Regions from separate parts of the Homo sapiens genome. Here region 1 is linked to region 2. The links are chromatin contacts, found by Hi-C or POLR2A ChIA-PET in ENCODE. All regions are on one chromosome and are shown on one strand. The core of a region is the stretch at or near the end of the contact, and the rest is flanking DNA. Distances in the headings are between cores, read along the strand shown.

The links. Hi-C counts contacts between places; a loop is a spot of excess contacts on that map. ChIA-PET counts read pairs that join two places held with the same protein, here RNA polymerase II (POLR2A). Pooled maps may share reads with other maps.
Region 1: a pooled map shows a loop between it and region 2 (3-fold over the local background). The contact joins the promoter of PCGF6 here to the enhancer-like site in region 2. A Hi-C loop is called at or near these places in 5 of 37 single-sample maps with no recorded cell type and 4 of 50 pooled maps. POLR2A ChIA-PET finds 5 or more read pairs at or near these places in 3 of 52 experiments (Caco-2, H1 and HEK293T).

What each region holds. Positions count from the first base shown.
Region 1 is chr10:103,348,279-103,353,193 of GRCh38, forward strand. PCGF6 (polycomb group ring finger 6) reads right to left here and starts at 2,862. Exons shown (of 10, transcript NM_001011663.2): 1 at 2,429-2,862; 2 at 622-721; 3 at 438-534. The coding sequence starts at 2,788. RefSeq lists an enhancer at 2,090-2,595 and a silencer at 2,761-2,990.
Region 2 is chr10:103,109,782-103,114,731 of GRCh38, forward strand. The region is part of intron 4 of NT5C2 (5'-nucleotidase, cytosolic II); the gene reads right to left. Among named protein-coding and RNA genes, the nearest start is that of NT5C2, 81 kb to the right of the region's middle. Within about 2 kb of position 1,562, at least 3 of the 41 ENCODE cell types and tissues checked have a DNase peak (open chromatin) inside an H3K27ac peak, as active enhancers do.

The DNA.
Region 1 (4,915 bases), core at 1,612-4,111, 240 kb after region 2:
CATATTTCTTAAAAGAATATGTAGTTCCCTTTTAATTTTGAGAGAGGTCAAGAGTTTTTTTGTTTTTTTTTTTTTTGAGATACTCTCATCAGTCTGTCGCCCAGGCTGGAATACAGTGGCACGATCTTGGCTCCTGCAACCTCTGCCTCCCAGGTTCAAGCGATTCTCCTGCCTCAACCTCCCAAGTAGCTGGGATTACAGGCATGTGCCGCCACTCCTGGCTAATAGTGGAGATGGGGTTTCACCATGTTGGCCAGGTTGGTCTTGAACTCCTGATCTGAAGTGATCCACTCACCTCGGCCTCCCAAAGTGCTGGGATTATGGCATTAGCCACTGAACCCATCCTGAGAGGTCAATAATTTATTCCAACTATATAACTTCAAGCTTTCAGAAAAAGTATATTTAAAATACAATTGTAATTTATATATTCTTCTTACCTTATGTTATAAAGAGGTTGTGTCTGATGTACTACTATATTGCATTTTGGACATCTGTTGCTGTAGTAAAAATGTCTTACGATGCAGCTTTTACAAACTGTTGAAAAAGAATGTTGAAGTCAGGATGCTTTCAAGACATTTCAAAAACTGAAAAATTATTCAGAAATGTGATCGGTATGCTTACAGGTATGAAGACATTCTGTGATGGTAGTTGCATCTATTAAGTAACCTTTGCAAATGGAACACAAGATGTATGGGGTCAGCTCAGAGAGATTAATCAGGCGCTGCAAATAAACGGAAACAGTTTTAAAATACAAGTCCTTGCCTTTTACAAATTCTTTTTTTTTTTTTGAGACAGAGTCTCACTCTGTAGCCCAAGCTGAGTGCAGTGATGTCATCTCGGTTCACTGCAACCTCCGCCTCCTGGATTAAAGCGATTCTCCTGTCTCAGCCTCCCGAGTAGCTGGGATTACAGGCGCGCACAACCACGCCTGGCTAATTTTTGTATTTTTAGTAGAGATGGGGTTTCACCATGTTGGCCAGGCTGGTCTCGAACCCCTGGCCTCAGGTGATCCACCCGCCAAGGCCTCCCAAAGTGCTAGGATTACAAGCATGAGCCACCGCGCTCAGTCCACCTTCTTCAAAACCTTAAACCATAATCTCAAAATGTCATTGCAACATGGAAACATACACCTCCAACCCATTAAAAGACTACTGAAAGTTACAATAATAACACAATATAAATTATTGTTTCTTTCTTTCCGTTTTTTTTTTTTTTTTTTTGAGAGGGAGTCTGCCTCTGTCGCCCAGACTGGAGTGCAGCGGCAAGATCTCGGCTCACTGCAACCTCCGCCTCCCAGATTCAAGTGATTCTCCTACCTCAGCCTCCTGAGTAGCTGAGATTACAGGCGCGTGCCACCACGCCCCGCTACTTTTTGTATTTTCAGTAGAGAAGGGGTTTCACCGCTTTGGTCAGGCTGAACTCCTGACCTCGTGTTTCGCCTGCCTCGGCCTCCCAAAGTGCGGGGATTATAGGCGTGAGCCACACCGCGCCCAGCCAAATTATTGTTTCAAAAGGATCTTTACGCTGGGCGCAGTGGCTCACGCCTGTAATCCCAGCACTTTGGGAGGCCGAGGCGGGCGGATCACGAGGTCAGGAGATCGAGACCATCCTGGCTAACACGGTGAAACCCCGTCTCTACTAAAAATACAAAAAATAAGCCGGGCGTGGTGGCGGGCGCCTTGTAGTCCCAGCTACTCTAAAGGCTGAGGCTGGAGAATCGCTTGAACCTGGGAGGCGGAGGTTGCAGTGAGCCGAGATCGCGCCACTGCACTCCAGCCTGGGCGACAGAGCGAGACTCCGTCTCAAAAACAAAACAAAACAAAACAAAACAAAAGGATCTTTACTGCCTAGTAAGCAGTAGCTTCAATAATTATACAGGACAGGCAACGTGGCTCACGCATGTAATCTTTCGGAAGGCCAGAGAGGGAGAATCTCTTGAACCCAGGAGTTCGAGAACAGCCTGGGAACATAGGGAGCCCTCCTCGCTACAAAAAAAAAAAAAAATGTTTAATTAGCCCGGCGTGGTGGCGCGTGCCTGTAGTCCCAGCTACTCCGGAGGCTGAGGCGGGAGGATCGCCTGAGGCCAGGAGTTGGAGGCTGCAGTGAGCCATGGTCGCGCCACTGCACTCCAGCCTGGGAGACCCTGTCTCAAAATAATTATAATTATTAACAGAACGAATGAGTTGGACTCGCAGAGCCTAAGTGACCTGCAAGAACTTCACAAAATAAGCGGGTAAAGACCCAGGCCGGGCCGGAGGCCTGTCGGCGCCACACGCCTAGGCAGCCGGGGCAGAGGTCGGGGGAGGTCCGCTCCAGTGCTCCGCGCGGCGGCGGCGCACTAGGATCGGGCCGGCGCCCGGCAGACGAGGGCCAGCTACGTCCCTGACGCCGCTTGGGCCCAGCGGGGTCGCGCGGGGGCTCTAAATACCTCCTCCTCGTCCTCCGAGTCCTGCCGGCCTCCCTCCAGCCTCAACGAGAAGTGACTCATGTCCTCCTCCTCCTCCTCTTCTTCCTCCTCCAGCTCCTCTTCTTCTTCCAACTCCTCGTCCTCGTCCTCGAAGCGGCCTCTGAAGCGGCCCAGGCTGCGCTCCGGCTCCAGCTCAGGGGGCCGGGAGCCGGAGCAGCCGGGAGCCCCCGTCTCAGACAGAGGCGCCGGTCCCTCCTCACCCGCTGCGGGTGCAGGGGTGAGGGCGGGCGGGGAGACAGGAGGCGGAGGCGGCAAGGCTGCAGCTCCCTCGGTTTTGGCAGCGCCTACGCTGCCCGCCGTCACCACCGCGACCCCCTCCATGGTCGGGAGAGACACCAGGCGAGGCGAGGCGGCGGGAGAGCGCGGGAGTTCGGCCGGCCTCGGACGCCACCACTGCGCAGGCGCGGCAGCCTGAGGGGCTCGCCGGGAAATGTGGTTTAGCGGCCCTCACCTCCGCGGGGCGCAAACCCTGCAGCTCCGGGGCAGGCTGCGGGGCGCGCGGGCCGCACTTTAAAGGAATCTCACCAGATTTTCTCCTTGGAAGGGGACGCTCTCTTCGCCGCCTTTTAAAAACAGCAAAATTGCTACCGTTCCAAGCAACAATATTCTGTTTGCATCACCTAATTCACAGAGCACTGAACTAGGTAGCATGTGACGTTGCATCACAAATAATAATCATTTCCACTTGAGTACCAATTATGCATTTCCTCTGTGGCAAATCACCTCCATCCAAGATTATTTCCCTTAGGAAGTATAAAGTTCCTGTTCTGAAGTATGTACGTTTATTTATTTTAAGGAATTATATAGTGTATTGATACAAGGTGAAAATCTAATCACTACTCAAAGATCATCCATGTCACCCCATCCCATAAAGCCCATTATATTGAATTCGAAAAGCTTTTTTTTTTTTTTTTTGAGACAGTTTCGCTCTTGTCGCTCAGGCAGGAGTGCAGTGGCGCTCACTTGCAACCTCCGCCTCCCGGGTCCAAGCGATTCTGCCTCAGGCTCCCAAGCAGCTGGGACTACTGGCGCCTGCCACCACGCCCAGCTAACTTTTGTATTTTCAGTAGAGACAGGGTTTCACCATGTTGACCAGGCTAGTCTCAAACTTCTGATCTCAGGTGATCCACCCGCCTCAGCCTCCCAAAGTGTTGGGTTACAGGCCTGAGCCAGGGCGCCGGGCCCAACAAACATTTATTGAGGGCCTACTGTAGCAGAAACTCAGACCCACCCAGGTACAACCCACCCCATTGCCCAATTTTATTAAGAGAGGTTTGGAGTTGGCTTAACATTATTCTTGCTAGTCCGGGCGCGGTGGCTCACACCTGTAATCCCAGCACTTTGGGAGGCCGAGGCGCGCAGATCATGAGGTCAGGAGTTCAAGACCAGCCTAGCCAACATGGTGAAACCCCGTCTCTACTAAAAATACAAAAATTAGCTGGGCATGGTGGCGCGTGCCTGTAATCCCAGCTACTTGGGAGGCTAAGGCAGAAGAATCACTTGAGCCCAGGAGGCGGAGCTTGCAGTGAGCTAAGATCGTGCCACTGCACTCCAGCCTGGGCTACAGAGTGAGACTCCATCTCAAAACAAAACAAAACAAAACAAAACAAAACAAAAAACAAAAAAACCATTATCCTTGCTAAGATAATGCCAGCTAATGTCACGATGCCTGCAAGAAAGATTCGGGAAGTCAAATGCTCCTAATCAAATAATGCCTGGCAAAGTCACATTTAAGAGCTGAATGTGACCAGGCACAGTGGCTCCCGCCTGTAATCCCAGCACTTTGGGAGGCTGAGGCAAGCGGATTGCCTGAGGTTGGGAGTTAGAGACCAGCCTGACCAACATGGAGAAACCCCATCTCTACTAAAAATACAAAATTAGCCGGGCATGGTGGCGCATGCCTGTAATCCCAGCTACTCGAGAGGCTGAGGCAGGAGAATCACTTGAACACAGACGAGGTGGAGGTTGCGGTGAGCCGAGATCACACCACTGCACTCCAGCCTGGGCAACAAGAGCAAGACTCCATCTCAAAAAAAAAATAAATTTTAAAAATATGGCCAAGCGAGGTGGCTCATGCCTGTAATCCCAATGCTTTGGGAGGCTGAGTTGGGCGGGTAACGAGGTCAGGAGTTTGAGACCAGCCTGACCAACATGGTGAAACTCCATCTCTACTAAAAATACGAAAATTAGCCGGGCATGGTGGTGCACACTTGTAATCCCAGCTACTCAGGAGGCTGAGGCAGGAGAATCACTTGAACCCGGGAGGCGAAGGTTGCAGTGAGCCGAGATCGCACCACTGCACCCCAGCCTGGGCGACAGAGTGAGACTCCGTCTCAAAAAATTAAAATACAATAAAATAAAATAAAATAGCTGAATGTGTGCCAGGGGTGGTAGCTCATTGCCAGCCTGGGCGCCAGAGCGAGACCCGGTCTAACAACAACAAAAAAA
Region 2 (4,950 bases), core at 312-2,811:
ATGAGACAATTTGGATTTGAAGCACAAATTAATGTACTCATAATTTTCAGTGAAAAACAATACAGGAGAGAAAAAGTCTCAAATCCCCATTTTGACAGCACAAATCCTAGAATAGCAGAAAATAAAAACACTATACTTGCCACATTATATTTATTGGCAGGGCAGAATTTCCCAAGTGTTCAACCGAAGTGACTTTCTAGAAATTCCACCTATGGAAATACTTTAAATTTCCTTTTTCTCAATGAACTCAGAGTACTTCCTAAAAATATGATATATCTTCCCCATTTGCTGACGTGAAGTTATATAGCAAGTACAAACATCAGCTGAAGCCAAAATTTAGGTCTCTTTGAGTCTCCAAAAGCTCTTTGTAAGGCCAGGAGTGGTAACTCACACCTGTAATCCCAGCACTTACACCTGTAATCCCAGCACTTTGGGAGGCCGGGGCGTGTGGATCACTTGAGGTCAGGAGTTTGAGACCACCCTGGCCAATATGGCGAAACCCCGTCTCTACTAAAAACACAAAAATTAGCTGGGCGTGGTGGCTCGCACCTGCAGTCCCAGCTACTTAGGAGGCTGAGGCAGGAGAAATGCTTGAACCCAGGAGGCGGAGGTTGCAGTGATCCAAGACTGCACCACTGCACTCCAGTCTGGGCAACAGAGTGAGACTTCATCTCAAAAAGCAAACAAACAAAAGCTCTTTGTGATAGGGTATATATACTACCACTGCAAAAAGTGAATTTCTAGATTACATAAGCCATCAAAACTTAAGCTTGGGTGTTGAAACATACACTTCTCCCTCCAATTTTTTTCAACTAGTCCAAAATAAACTGCTCTACTCACAAGTGGGAATGGATTTAATAAAGAGAGTCCAAGTTCTACCCTGACAACACTATTTCATCAAGCTCTATTAATCAGTAAGACCTACAAGCTTATGAGAAAATGTCAGTTTTCCCAGATAATCACAAATGATTTTCCCAGATAATCATTTCAGCAACACAAACTCCTTGGTCATTAAATTATCTGCTATATAGTACAACCAAGGTTGGAGACGCAGAATTGCAGCCACACAGAGCATGAATTTAGATGTTTTATTCTAAGTGTCCCTCAGTGATAAACATATTTATTGTGACCTGGTGGCAAAAATTCCTGAAGCTAAGTACTGCCATTCCTTTAAAAATAAAAGTAAAATATAAAAAATAAAATTCCTTTTTTAATCAACCAGGCCCTACAAAGCCAGCCTCAGATATTTATAGGAAACCACATATATCTCCTCAGACTTAGAGCTTTATGCCTCTCCACAGCTGCAAAGGCTCTAATTTCAATTTCTCTCCCACAACTGTGGCAAGTAAATGATGCACAGCTTCAAGCTCAACTCTCACAATTGACTTTCTGTGGTTCCAAAACCCAGGCAATAGCTTCAGAGTAAACATAACTTCACACAATATCTGCTTATTTCTTCTCCCAGAAGGTACTCTGGCCTACCCCTAGTTACTCAATATCGGAAGACAAAGGAAGAAGCTATTTTAAGGGCTAGAGTCCCAAAAGGAGGACTGCTTCAGCCACTAGGACAGCACACAGTGTTCTCAGGTTACATAATTAGACTATAAAGAAAACAACCAACGCTTTGAAAGTTGAAGTTACTGAGAGCATTTAAAGATATTCTTTACTCCATAATCTGCAAGGAAAAAACAGTTCTTCAAAAAATAACTATGTTTTCAGGATGAAAGTTGTGGGCTCTGTTTTGAGTAGATGCTGTTCATACAAGATAGAATACATATTAAAGGACAAAGTCCCTTTGGAATGAGCAGAAAACTTTCTGCAGAGAAGTTTGGAATTCTCATGCACTTTTTACCATTGCCACCAAGACACACTATGTAGTAATTTATAGATTTAGAAAAATAAAGGGCAAACCTCTACAGAGGTTCCAGCCTAGCAGAGTGCTGCTGCCAAAATGAGAACTCACATGAGGCAGATGCAGATGCAGTGTGTGTCACTCCAGTCTTGAAGGAGTTACACTGGCTCTCCTGTTAAAAAACAAAAAGCAACAAAACAAAACAAAAACAAAAACAAAAGCTGGTTTTAAAACTGTTGTGATGGGCTGGAACAGAGAGATACCATTTGGAAATTGGTATTTACAGGAGTTACTACTGCCCTCCAATTTAGAAGCCTCTGACCATCACTAAAATTAGCCTAATTGGCCATAACAAAACAAGGGTATTGAAGATAAGCCTAAGTATTATTGTGTATTATTTACTTTTCTGGCACCCTGAGTCTGGAATACAAGCCAAGTCTGATCCTAAAATGTTAAGTCGAAAGACAAACAGAAAAATAAGTCTATTGGTCTTAGTTTATTTTCTCTAGCACATTTCAGGCTAACACGATAGAAACTGAATACAGCTGGCAAATGGTGTTTAAAATTAAACTATGGGTAGTGAAACAGACTGAATAAAGGATACAAATACCAGAGTGGCCTCATCTTGCTTCCAAGTACCCATTTTAGCTGAGTCTACCTATACCTAACTACTAGGTTAGTCATTATCAAGATTCTAGTCATCATTATCAAGATGACTAGAATCAACTGCACACTGCTAAAAATCTAACCAGATATCTAAATTTGGAATGGAAGGAAATTTTTAAATTTTGATTGTCAGTGGAAATCTGCCCTTAGTAAGCCAATTTATACTCTATAAAGTTAAAAGAAACTACCTAGTCTAGTAAAATAACTGAGTTGAAGATACATAATCCATTAAATATACTGACACTTTAAAGATATGCATTATGTTTAACTTTATAGGGAGTCATTTTCCCTAGAGACATTTAGGTTTTTGAAAACATGTCACTGGGCTCCTCCAATTCTTGGATTTTTGGGGTACTCAACCGAAGAGCAGAAATGACCAGATGCAATGTCTAAAAGTCCTAAAAGCATTACAACACTACCAACAGTCACAATGAAAACCAAAAATGCAACCCAACCACCCAAGAATAGTCATTTGCTTTTATGTTATAAGAATGATCAACATCAACATGCTCATCTATTTAGCTGTAGGCTACATGATGTTGGTTCTCTAAGCCTCTAACTAGAAAAGGTGATAACGCACATTTTTCTCTGAGAAAATTTTAAGTGAGATCTTTCCAATTATCATATAAACAAATGCCCAAGGACTTTTTTCCATTTTCCAAAACTATATGAAAATCCTCCTAACACATTAAATAGACACAGGCAAAAATCCTATCTCTAACCTAAGAGATCACAAATGACCTAAAAAAGATATTTTCATATCTTTCTAAATTTTCAAAGCAAATTTCCTAAAATGGCCTCAATTTTAATTTACTTAAAACAGCTAGATATCATAGCAATACTTTTAGTAATACAAAGTAAAACACATTCCCAAATAACTAGATGTGTAAATAAGTAAAGTGGAGTTTGAGCAACTGCCAATTTCAGTTTATTGCAAGCAAATGCAAAATTAAATGGTAATTAAGAGTTATTTGTTTAAAAAATACTAAGAATATTAGAAGAATATTTTTAAATAAAATGAAAAAAATACCTACTTCAAAAATATTCCATCTGAGAATCTGAACACTTACAAATATCTTGTATTTTCAGTACTGTTTTCAATTTAAGACAGAAAAATTGAAAATTATTGAAATAACTTTTAAAAATCGTCTTTAACCAAAGGAGCTGCTTGTAATACAAAAACAGAAATAGCTAATATTTTTTTTTTCAAAAATAAAAACAGATCACAGCACTCAAATGCCTATACTAAAGTTAGAAGAATTTAACAAACATTTGGATACCTACAGTGTACCAGGTACTAGAAGCTGAGAAGAAGAAACAAAATAATGTATGATCCTGGGCCGTGAAAGAGCTTATAGCTCATGGCATATTAGAGGGGATATACATTTAGATATTTATAATAAGTTTTAGGAGATCAATAACTAAGACTAATCAAATGACTAAGAAAGTATAGAGAGACAAAAAGAGGACCAATCAATCCAGCCCAGGAAGTCTTCTTAAAACCTATGCATGATTTATGTCTGACTTATTCAGGCTTATACAGATAACTCATTTTTATAACCAATTTCTCAAGGTACTATAAAGTTTACCTGACAACTCTCTGAAATTCAGATTCAACTAATACATTACAAACATCTATGTCAAGACTAGGCAAGTGAATTAATGTGTGAAGTGGGATACATGAGGGTGCACATCTTGTCTAGAGGAGGAAGTGGCTACTCAAGTGTAGCTGACTTCCCTGAGGGAATGGGAGCCAAATGTTCCCAATTGCGTGATAACAGCCAACCTAGACTTTTACCTGTAGTCTCTCAACTGTATAACACTGACCCAATTAGGCCGGCTTGGTGGCTCACGCCTGTAATCCCAGCACTTTGGGAGGCCAAGGTGGGCGGATCACGAGGTAAGGAGTTCGAGACCAGCCTGGCCAATATGGTGAAACCCTGTCTCTACTAAAAAATACAACAACAAAAAAAATTAGCCGAGTGTGGTGGCGCACACCTGTCGTGGTGGCACGTGCCTGTATCACTGGTACCAGGGAGGCGGAGGTTGCAGTGAGCTGAGATCACGCCACTGCACTCCAGCCTGGGTGACAGAGCGAGACTCTGTCTCAAAAATAAATAAATAAATAAAAAATAAAAATAAAAATACTGACCCAATTAAATAAACAAAAACTCTTTCAGCCAAACTATGGTCTGTGGTCTAAGTTGGGTCCATGGGCCAACAGTGTGCACCTCTAGCCTATACTTTAGGTCATATACTTCCACATACATTATCTATCCCATTTAATTGAAGTGTTTGACTACCTTCTTCAAAGAGTCTTAAGGAAATAAATAGAATTTAGGTACTTAATGAATTGGAAATCTAGATGGAAATACATTCATTCTTTAATAACATAAAGTATTCTGGGTAATACTGTCAGTCTATTCATCCCA